2 separate regions of the Homo sapiens genome follow, and region 1 is linked to region 2. A link is an interaction called in ENCODE POLR2A ChIA-PET data of the cell type or tissue named here. Cell type or tissue: MCF 10A. All regions are shown on one strand. Each heading gives the region's core, and the rest is flanking DNA. Links, peaks and the distances in the headings are about the cores only.

Region 1 (5,388 bases), core at 214-5,213, 190 kb before region 2:
GTTTTTGGCAGAGATGGAGTTTTACCAGGTTGGCCAGGCTGGTCTTGAACTCCTGGCCTCTAGTGATCCTCCCTCTTCAACCTCCCAAAGTGCTGGGATTACAGGTGTGAGCCACAGGGACAGCCTCTCCTATGTTTTTGACCATGATTTTTTTTTTTTTTTGAGATGAAGTTTCGTTCTTGTCGCCCAGGCTGGAGTGCAATGGCGCAATCTCAGCTCACTGCAACCTTTGCCTCCTGGGTTCAAGCGATTTTCCTGCCTCAGCTTCCTGAGGGTGCCTGTAGCTGGGATTACAGGCGCCCGCCACCATGCCCAGCTAATTTTTGTATTTTTAGTTTCACCATGTTGGCCAGGCTGGTCTCGAACATCTGACCTCAGGTGATCCACCCACCTCAGCCTCCCAAAGTGCTGGGATTACTAGGCATGAACCATCGCATCTGGCCATTGATCATGATCTTCACTCTGCATTGCCCCCTAACCTGCAAGGGTTCTGGGTTCTCAGTAAACTTTTATTCTTCAGATGCTACTACCTCTAAGAAGTCTTTCCTGGTTTATCCCCTAGATCGGGGTCCCCAACCCCTGGACCCCATCAGGAATGGGTGGCACAGCAGAAGGTGAGCAGTGGGCAAGTGAGCATTACCGTTGGGGCTCCGCCTCCTGTTAGATCAGCAGCAGCATTAGATTCTCATAGGAGCACAAACCCTGTTGTGAACTGTGCATGCAAGGGGTCTAGGTTATGCGCTCCTATGAGACTCTAACGCCTGATGACCTGAGGTGGAAAAGTTTCATCTGAAACCATCCCAACCACCTCTACCAATCCATGGAAAAACTGTCTTCCACAAAACCAGCCTGGTGCCAAAGAGGCTGGGGACCGCTGCCCTAAATTCATTTACTTTCTGCCAAACAAAGGGAGGAAGGAATCCAACTAAAGCTAATTTTGTAACAAACAGTATTTAGATAGAATGTTACAAGAAAGACTAAATGTAACAGAGACAAAATGAAAAGCTTAGCTTTCAAACAAGAACTGAAAGAAATCATACTGCATTACAGAACTATACACAAAACTGAAGAAAGCAACTCAGATCCACTGCTTATACATTTAAATAAAATGTTATTAAATAATATACAAATCCTTAATAAAATCTCCATAACTGTTCTATCACCAATTACAATTTTTAAAAATATTTCATAAATGTGAAGAAATTAAGCCTCTGAACCTTTCTATGCCTTTTCTTCACCTACAAAATGAGGAAAATTGAGTAAACTTCTAAAATCACTTCCATTCTAAAGCCCTATGAAAATAATAATAAAACACAGAAAGTTTAATGAAAACTTGTCAGTAGATGCAAATGTTCAATTTTTTTAAGAGTGTATATTTTAAAATTCACTAAGCTTCACACTTCAGATTTGTTTATTTAAGTTACATCTCAATAAAAATGTTAGAGATCAGAAAATACAAACCAAAACAAAATTTTTTAAAAATTTAGTATTTTGTTTAAAGTCTGGCAACCATGGTAAACTTTTATAGACTAATAGTAAGACTAAACAAAAATAAAGTTTATATAAGGAAATTACTTTTTTAAGCTGAGTACAATGGCAAGAGCCTGCAGTCCCAGCTACTCCGAAGGCGTGGTGGAAAGACTGCTTGAGCCCAGGAGTTCAAGACCAGCCTGGGTAACACAGAGAGACTTTGTATCTAAACATTTTTAAAATTAAAAAGCCCCAAAAAACAAGAAAAGTCCACCAAGACTAATTTAATTGTAGAGTATAAATCTGAGTCAAGGTTATTATGGCCAAAAATCATTTTATATATTTGAGAAACATTTCAAGCTATAAAATACTATATAATCTCTTTGTAGAAATCTATGACATGAACATGACTAAATAAACAATCCTTTTAACTAATTTTGACCACAAATGACCTTAATTCAAAATACACAAATAAGTCCAATGATGTCAAATATTAGATTTGTTCCTGATCTTTTAATTTCCAGCTGTATATAATACATAATTATCGATATTCTCCTATATCGAAAGAAAGTAAAATGCTCTTTAAAGTAGAATATATTATTTGGTTTTTTGTTTGTTTTTGTTTTGTTTTGTTTTTTTGAGACAGCCTATTGCCCAAGTTGGAGTGCAGTGGCACCATCTCAGCTCACTGCAACCTCCACCTCCGGGGTTCAAGCAATCCTCCAACCAGGACTCCAGGAGTCCTGAGTAGCTAGGACTACAGGCACATGCCACCACCCCCCAGCTAATTTTTTTTTTTTTTTTTTTTTTTTTTTTTTTTAGTAGAGATGGGGTTTCACCACATTGTCTAGGCTGGTCTCAAACTCCTGACCTCAAGTGATCCACCTGCTTTAGCCTCCCAAAGTGTTGGGATTACAGGTGTGAGCCATGGCACCCGGCCTATTTTTGACTTTTGTATTTAAGATTTGTTTTGAACAATTTCTAATTAAGAATGCAATAATGGCCAGGGGCGGTGGCTCACGCCTGTAAATCCCAGCACTTTGGGAGGCCGAGGTGGGCGGATCACCTGAGGTCAGGAGTTTCAGACCAGCCTGGCCAACATGGCGAAACCCCGTCTCTACCAAAAATACAAAAATTAGCCGAGGGTGGTGGCGGGAGCCTGTAATCCCAGCTACTCAGGAGGCTGAAGCAGGAGAATGGCTTGAACCCGGGAGGCAGAGGTTGCAGTGAGCCAAGATCACGCCATTGCACTCCAGCCTGGGCAACAAGAGTGAAACTCTATCCCAAAAAAAAAAAGAATGCAATAACATCCTTAGGATAGTGTTTTTCATTTTTCTTTTTTTTTTTTTTTTCAGATCATGACTGGAGAATTTTTTCTTTTAGAAAACAGTTTTAGAGTATAAAATTCTGAAGAAATATTTTGCAAATGTTTTAAAAGAAAATAAAATCTGGGTTTGGGGATATTCCTTCTCATTTAAATTATACCACCATTAAATTAATGCTCTATAGGAAATAAATCATATCCATTTTGTACTACTTTGAGCTCAGTTAAATCTTATTAAACTATCCCTTGATTTACCCAACATATGTGCTCCTAAAAGGTTCCCTGCAAATCAAACTTGTGTAAATCTCATCTAAAACGCACTAGGGGGAGCTCCCTATTTGAAAGAATCCTAAGGCATGTGCTTTTTTCACATAAGTATTCTTGCAAAAGAATGACTTTCTGACTTATCTGCTAAATTATTTAAATTGTTTTAACACTTCTTTAAAAACATCATCCTATGCTTATTAAATGCCACTGAGACAACTTTGGCCAAGTTATATTAATTTTCTTTCACACCTGCTTTTCTGGGATACAATACAAAGCCCAAAGAAAAACATATACTTCGTGATACTAATAGATGTTTAAAGCATGTAATAATCAGCTTTGAAGATTTTTATAATTTTAATTTCAAAATTAAAGCTGAAAAAAATAGAAAACTAGAGGTAAACATACTAATCTTTTGGAGGAAAAGGATGCTTTTGTCTAGTGAGACATCCTAATAAGGTACATTTTAAATATATCATCCCATTTAAACCTCTCAACAATTCTATATTAAAGGTACAATGGCTTCATTATTGCCAACTTGGAATAAGAAGTAGCAGAGGCTCAAAATAGTAATGTGAATGCTCAATGTTACATAATAATTCAATGGCGAGGCCAAGATTGGGATTCCAATTCTCACATTTCTAGCCACTGCTCTTCTTTTACACAATAAAGATGGGGAAAAAACATTTAAGCAAGTTTGACAGGAGAGTGCCCTCTCCACCAACAAAAATTATTGAGGCTCAAAAGTTCAGGGATTTGCAGAGACCATTCAAATGGGAAAGGGCAAGTCTCTTCAACATGGTGGTGGAAAAACTGGATATCCACATGCAAAAGAATGAAGTTGGACCCTTACCTTATACCATATACAAAAATTAATTCAAAATAGATTAAAGATCTAAACAGAAGATCTAAAGCTATAAAACTCTTAAAACACAGGAGAAAAGCTTCAGTGACATTGGATTTAGCAATGATTTTGTGGATGACACCAAAGGCACAGGCAATAAAAGTAAAAATATGTAACTGGACCATACAAAAATAAAAATTTTGTGCACTGAAGAAACAACAGAGTATAAAAGCAAACTACATAATGGGAGAAAATATTTGCAAATCATTTATCTGATAAGGGATTAATATCCAGAAAATATAAAGAAATCCTAAAGCTCAACAACAAAAAACAATTTTAAAACGGGCAAAGGACTTGAATGAACATTTCTCGAAAGACAGTGTACAAATGGCCAACAAGCGTATGTTGATGCTTAACATAAATAATTATTAGGAAAATGTAAATAAAAACCACAATGAGATACGACCTCACACCCAATAGGATGGCTAATGTCAAAGTAAAACAGAAAATTGTGTTAGTGAAGATATAAAGAAAGTGTAACCCTCGTGCACTGTTGGTAGGAACGTAAAATGGTACAACTGCTATGAAAAACAGTATGGTACTTCCTCAAAAAATTTAAAATGGAATTACAATATGATCCTGTCATTTCATTTCAGGGTATATATCCAAAAGAACTGGAAGCAGGATCTCAAAAAGTTACTTACACAACCATGTTCATTGCAGCATTATTCACAACAGCCAAGAAGTGGAAGCAACCCAAGTGACTATCAATGGATATGTGGATAAGCAAAATGTGGTACATACAATAGAGTATTATTCAGCCTTAAAAAGGATGAAAAAATCCTGACATGCTAAAATATAAATGAATGTTGAGAACATTATGCTAAGTGAAATGAGCCCATCTAAAAAGGCAAATACTGTATGATTTCACTTAACTGTGATATCCAGAGTAGACAAATTCATAAAAACAGAAAGTAGAATAGAGGTTTCCAGGGACTGGGAGTTACTTGATATAGAGTTTCAATTTTGCAAGATAAAAAAGTTCTGGATATTGGTTGCACAGCAATATGAATATACTTAACACTACTGAACTGCACACTTAAAGATGGTTAAGATGGTAAATTTTGTTAGGTGTTTCTTACCACAATTTAAAAAAAAATTTTAATTAAAGGAATTAAAAAATTTACAAAATACTATTCATCATTGTGTTTCCAGTTTATATTCAACACAGCAGTATTTCAGGTATAGTAATTAACTTACTTTCATTTGAAAAGATGTCTATAGCTTAATAAATATCAAACTCTTATTCATACATTTGTTGATAATCTAAGAGAAACCAAGCACCCAAATGGAAATGGAGTTCTCACTACTTCACCTGCCAGCCTTCAAAAAGAAGCCTGTATTTCACACTACCTATTAAATGGGTACTATTTAGGTAAAGGGAAAAAAAAGTAGTATTAGAACTATAACTGTATTATCTCCTAAG
Region 2 (5,388 bases), core at 328-5,327:
TCAACTTTGAAGTTGAAATTCTGAGACCCAGAGTTTTAGTTTTAAGCTATGGAGAAGACAGTCTTGGAAAATGCCTATGAAACTAAGGGATAAGTGATACTCCTCACATGGGAAGTCTCTCAAGCTGTTCTCTCTCTTCCAGTGAGGAAGGCTAACAGAGGAAGACCATGAAGCACACCAAGTGGATAGTGTGGGTTTCTCCCTAGCCTGCTTTGGTCTCTAAACGTTCATGTAGATAGATTACAGTAGATTTAGGAATGCAGATGGTTACTGGTATTAATTAGATACCTAAAAGAATTTTAAGTCTTTGGCAATTGATATAACCATGTGTTTGTTTTAGTATTATGTTTATGAAGCATGGTATATGAAAAGAGGATGTTATTTGGGTTGATTTTAAATTTCTCAATTTAATATGACTTTGGAAGAGGTTCCTCACTACAAAATGGTCTATTTACCTATTTTTTAGTTTTCTCTATTTATTTATAAGGGTTGTATTCAGTAATATAAATGAAATAAAGGTGTGTGAAATACTCTGTGAACTGTTCTGTACAAGCATTGCACTCTACATAGAGGATAATCATTAATAACATCATGAGCTTCCTTTTTATACAAAACTACTGTGTGTGTCATGGAGAATTTAAAAACCTCATAAACAAATCAAGTTGAAATAATTCTAATTGGAAAACAAGGAGAAAGTAGCTATGTCACTGTGGCCAAGGGGTGATTGAGGCTTTTTGTTTTCTTCAGTAACGGTTCTCTTTAGTTCTTTGATTTTTTTTTCTTTTCTTTCTTTCTTTTCTTTTTTTTTTTTTTTGGTTTATAGATGTATTACATCTGAAAAATATTGAAAGTACAAAAACAGTATGTGAAGCAGGAGGTATGAAACCACTCATGATCCCACAATCTTGGAGCAACCACTAATGTTAGCAAACATTAATATGTTTCCTAACTACTTCTTCTTTGATCTTAGTATAGTTAAAATCATTTTATATACACAGTCTTATAAACCTTATGTTCACTTAACATAATATCTCCAGCACATTAACAGTGATAGAGCAGAAATATGGAGCCTTAGCCATTAAAGACATTGAGTTACTGAATCAACCTGGAACTACCTTCTAGTCATTTTGTTTTAAGTCAGACCCTGTTTTCTTTAAATCACTGAGGTTAGGTATTGTTATTTGCAGCCCAAATCATCTTAAACTGAGAAAGCTGTCCTAAATTTCTTATTTATTCCCATGTACGATTTCTTACTTTTATAGCATGTGAATGTAGAGTAGATTTCTGTAAGTGGAATTTCTGAGTCACAGACTATATACTTTGTTTTTGTTTTCTGATGATTTGTTTTATTTTCCTGTCAGCTCATCATAAGACTTTAAAAAATTATTATTTTAGTGAATTTTTTTGGTGTTTTAAACTGGTAGAGTTCCCTTTCTTTCTTTTTTTTTTTTTATGTTTGGGTCACCACAGTGCCCGCAACATTCTTTCTTTCTTTATGCATACTTTTTGAACAACTATACGTGTGGCACTTTTGCACACATTGCCTCATTTAATAACCCAGTCAGATGGGTGGTATTTTGTTCTTTCACCCAGTTGATGAGGGGTTTCTCTTTTATAGGGGTATTTAACCCATTAGCGTTTACTGAATGTTTGGTCTTACCCTTGGCTTTTTGTGTTATGTTTTCAAGTTATTATGCTGATTGTTTAGCTTTCACTGAAATTTTTTTTTTCAAGTTTTTCTTTTTTTTTTTTAGTTTCTCTTTTTTGAGACAGAGTTTTTTGCTCTTGTCACCCAGGCTGGAGTGCAGTGGCGCTATCTCGGGTCACTGCAACCCCTGCCTCCTGGATTTAAGCGATTCTCCTGCCTCAGCCTCCCAAGTAGCTGGGATTACAGGTGTGTGCCACCACGCCCAGCTAATTTTCTGTATTTTTAGTACAGACGGGGTTTCACCATGTTGGCCAGGCTAGTCTCGAACTCCTGACCTCAGGTGATCCACCCATCTCGGCCTCCCAAAGTACTGGGATTACAGGCGTGAGCCACCATGCCCAGCAAGCTTTTCTGTTTTTTAAGGAAAGAAAACAAGCTGGGCATGGTGGCTCACGCCTGTAATCCCAGCACTTTGGGAGGCCGAGGCGGGAGGATCACTTGAGCCCAGGAGTTCAAGACCAGCCTGGGCAAGATGGAGAAATCCGTCTCTACAAAAAATGTAAAAATCAGCTGGGTGTGGTGGCTTGTGCCTGTAGTCTCAGCTACTTGAGAGACTGAGGTGGGAGGATCACTTGAGATCAGGAATTTCAGTCAGCAGTGAGCCATGATGGTGTCATCGCACTGCAGCCTGGGAGATGAAGCAAGATCCTGTCTCTAAAAAAAAAAAAAAAAAATTTAAAAAGAAGGAAAACAATTCTCTGTGACTTGGAAGTTATATGTCCAATTTTTGTTCTTCTTGTGGGTAATTAAAATTTGAACTTACTTGTTTATCATTAGAACAGTATCTATGGAGTTCTCCTAAGCCATGTGATCACTTCAGCACATTTTCTTTTCTTCTCCTTACCGTCTAAATTTTGTTGAAATAATGAGAAACATTTGTTCATTTTTTTTACATTATGCTCCTTCAAGCATGCTTTCAACTTACAATGTTGAAAGCATAATTTGCATTATGATTTCAACATTGACACGCATTATTTAGACGAGGATCTTGCCATGTTGCCCAGGCTGGTTTTGAACTGTGGGGCTCAAGCAGTCCTCCCATCTCAGCCTCCCAAAGTGCTGGGATTACAGGCGTGAGCCACTGTGGCCAGCCTAGACCTCTCTAGCTTTGTTAGCTTTATTGCTCACTGCTGTTTCTCTTATACTTCTATTTATCTTTTACTTTCTTGAGTTTTTTATTCTATTTTTTCAGTTGATTATATATCCTCCCTTCCTTAAGAATATTTCTACAGATAAGGTATGTGGAAAGTATATTTTTGATTCCCCTGTTTATTAATGTATTTCTTCTATGTTATAGTAATGATAATTATAGTATTGATAATTCATCTAAATTTAGAATTTGTGTGTCATAGACTTATCTTTTCAGAGTCCTATAAATCTTACTCCATTGTCTTTTAACACTTAGTATGGTAGATGAGAAACCCAGTGTTCATCTCATTCATGTTCCTTTTTATTTTTTTAATCTTGGTGGAGGAGCGGATGTCTATTGGACTCTTTTTCTCTCTGACATTCCAAAGCTCTCCTAGGATGAGCATGGTTCTTTTGTGATTAATTTTGCCAAGCTCTGAATGAATAATTATATTCTAAAAAACTCATTTTGAGTTCTGTTTTTTTTCCCATTATTTATTACTTTTTCTTTACTTAAATATTATTTCTTCTGTTTTCTCTTTCTGAAATACCTATTAGACACAGATTTGATCTTCTACCATTCAGGTGCTATATTTTTCAGTCATAATTTCCCATTTTTCCTTGTTTTCTTGTGCTTTCTGGGAGATTTCGTGGAGCAGGTCTTTCAGGTTCCCGTTTGGTTTTATGCAGGAGCCAGTCTGCATTTCAGTGCATCTCTTCTTTAGGCTACCCATTTTGCTTTTTACTTTCATTTGCTATGTCCTATTGCTCCTTTTTCATCTCTCTTCATAATAACTTTTGTAATCAATGATACAGATAAAAAAGTTTAAATCTCACTGAGAAAATTTTAAAATGTGCAATCTTAAAAATTTTTAAATGTACAAACTTGTCTTGTTTCTAGCAGTTACCCTAATTATTCAAACATTTTCACTTCACCTAAAATACTGGGTCTTTCCCCTGTCTAGTTTGCTAGCTTCTCTGTTCACTCATCTGCCAAGTAGGTCTAATTTGTTCATTATTGGTAACTGAAATATGCTTTGTCAGAGGTTGTGTAGGTCATTATTCAGTTCTTTTCATTCCAGGCAAAAATAGGGAAAAACGTTAGATTTACTGTGATTTTTTTTATCTGCAGCTTAGAGTTCTAATAGTTTGTGTGGGGCAGGGTTGAAGCTGTAGGCAGTGGGAGACAACTGCAGGGCAGACTTTGTCTTTGTTCAGGAACAGTGTTCCTTTTGTGTCTGCCTTGGCAGCTTCTGGCCCGCTGGGGTAGTTTCCCTTCCCCCTGAATAGCTGCCTGGCCTAGGCATCCAGGCAGAAACTCCAACCAGCATGGCTGCTGCTCCAGCACTGGCCTGGCCTCCAGCCTCTGCTCCAACCCTGGAGCTGTCAGTAGGCTCTGAAGTGGGGATCCTGGTGGACTTGGCCACCCCATGTGTAGTGGAGTGATTAAGAGTTTAAACTTGAGTCTGATCGCCTTTGTGTTCCAATCTTGGTTGTGCTACTTGAGAACTGTATAACATTGGTCATCTTGTTCAACTTCTGAGCCCCAGTTTACTCGTGTGTATAATAATATTGAAATTTGTTAACGGCTTAAGGCACTTAGTAGGGTATCTGGATCTAAATAATTGATGAATGGCAGCAGTTTTGTTGTGGGTGTTCTGGGAACTGGCTGCTAATTGGCCTCTCCGCTCACTCTGCTGTTTGCTAAATTATTCCTGTTAGCTCTTCTCAAGGGGTCACTTTTGTGGATGGGTCACTTATGAAGTAGCCAGTCAGTGGTGGAGACTTTTTTTCTCCTGAATTAGTTGGATCATTTTAGCAAGAAGTGATGAGGGGAGGGAGTCACATGCATCATCTTGATTCTAGACCATCACAGGTAATTCTTTAAACCACCTGAAGTTTTTAGAACCAAATAAATAAATAGGGCAGCACCTTTTATTGTGTAATTCATTTGTCCCCCTATGATTTTTAATAAATTTTTAATATGCTAGTTAGTATATATACTTTGGTCTGTTTCTGAGCTTTCAGTTCTTTCCCATTGGTCATTCTGTTTAATCTGGTGCAGTGCCACACTATTTTAGTCTTTCTTCAGTGACAGGAGAGAATCGTTGTTAAGAGCATGATGTTTGGAGACAGGTTGCCTGGGTTTGAATTCTGGCTCCTTTGATTAATTTCTAAGAGGTTAAATTAATTACTTACCTAAATTACTTAACTTCTTTTTGCCTCAGTTCATCAGCTCCAAAATGGACATGAGGATAATCCCAATTTAGAGGACCATTGTAAAGATTAAATAATTCTCAGGTCATTAAAACTGAGCTTGGCTTTATGAGAGTTATTTGAATTATTACAGGGCTTTAACAACCAAGAACTGATAGTGTAGTCTTGCAAAGCCCTAGAAGTGTTTTTTTTTTTTCAGAAGTAGTGGATGAAAATCTTACTCTGTGAGTTCTGTGAGGGCCAGGAACCCATTTTTACCCTCTTTGTATTCCTAGTACTAGACCTGATTCATGATAAATACTCAATATATATTTACCAAACCTAAGGAAAAGTAG

What was found. ChIA-PET counts read pairs that join two places held together with the same protein. Peaks named below come from ENCODE experiments on the same cell type or tissue, not always from the same donor. Only the 100,000 strongest peaks of a DNase experiment are listed, where the experiment ranks them.
Region 1: POLR2A ChIA-PET joins it to region 2 with 5 read pairs; 24 of 35 experiments call an interaction of 5 or more read pairs at or near these places.

Annotation. Positions count from the first base shown.
Region 1 is chr13:51,441,995-51,447,382 of GRCh38, forward strand. The region is part of intron 3 of INTS6 (integrator complex subunit 6); the gene reads right to left. Among named protein-coding and RNA genes, the nearest start is that of INTS6, 8.3 kb to the right of the region's middle. In MCF 10A, for the core only: a CTCF peak has its summit at 3,103 (motif pointing right); no DNase peak of the experiment used is centred there.
Region 2 is chr13:51,629,028-51,634,415 of GRCh38, forward strand. All of the region lies in intron 1 of WDFY2 (WD repeat and FYVE domain containing 2), which reads left to right. Among named protein-coding and RNA genes, the nearest start is that of WDFY2, 47 kb to the left of the region's middle. In MCF 10A, for the core only: no CTCF peak of the experiment used is centred there; a DNase peak (open chromatin) is centred at 2,304.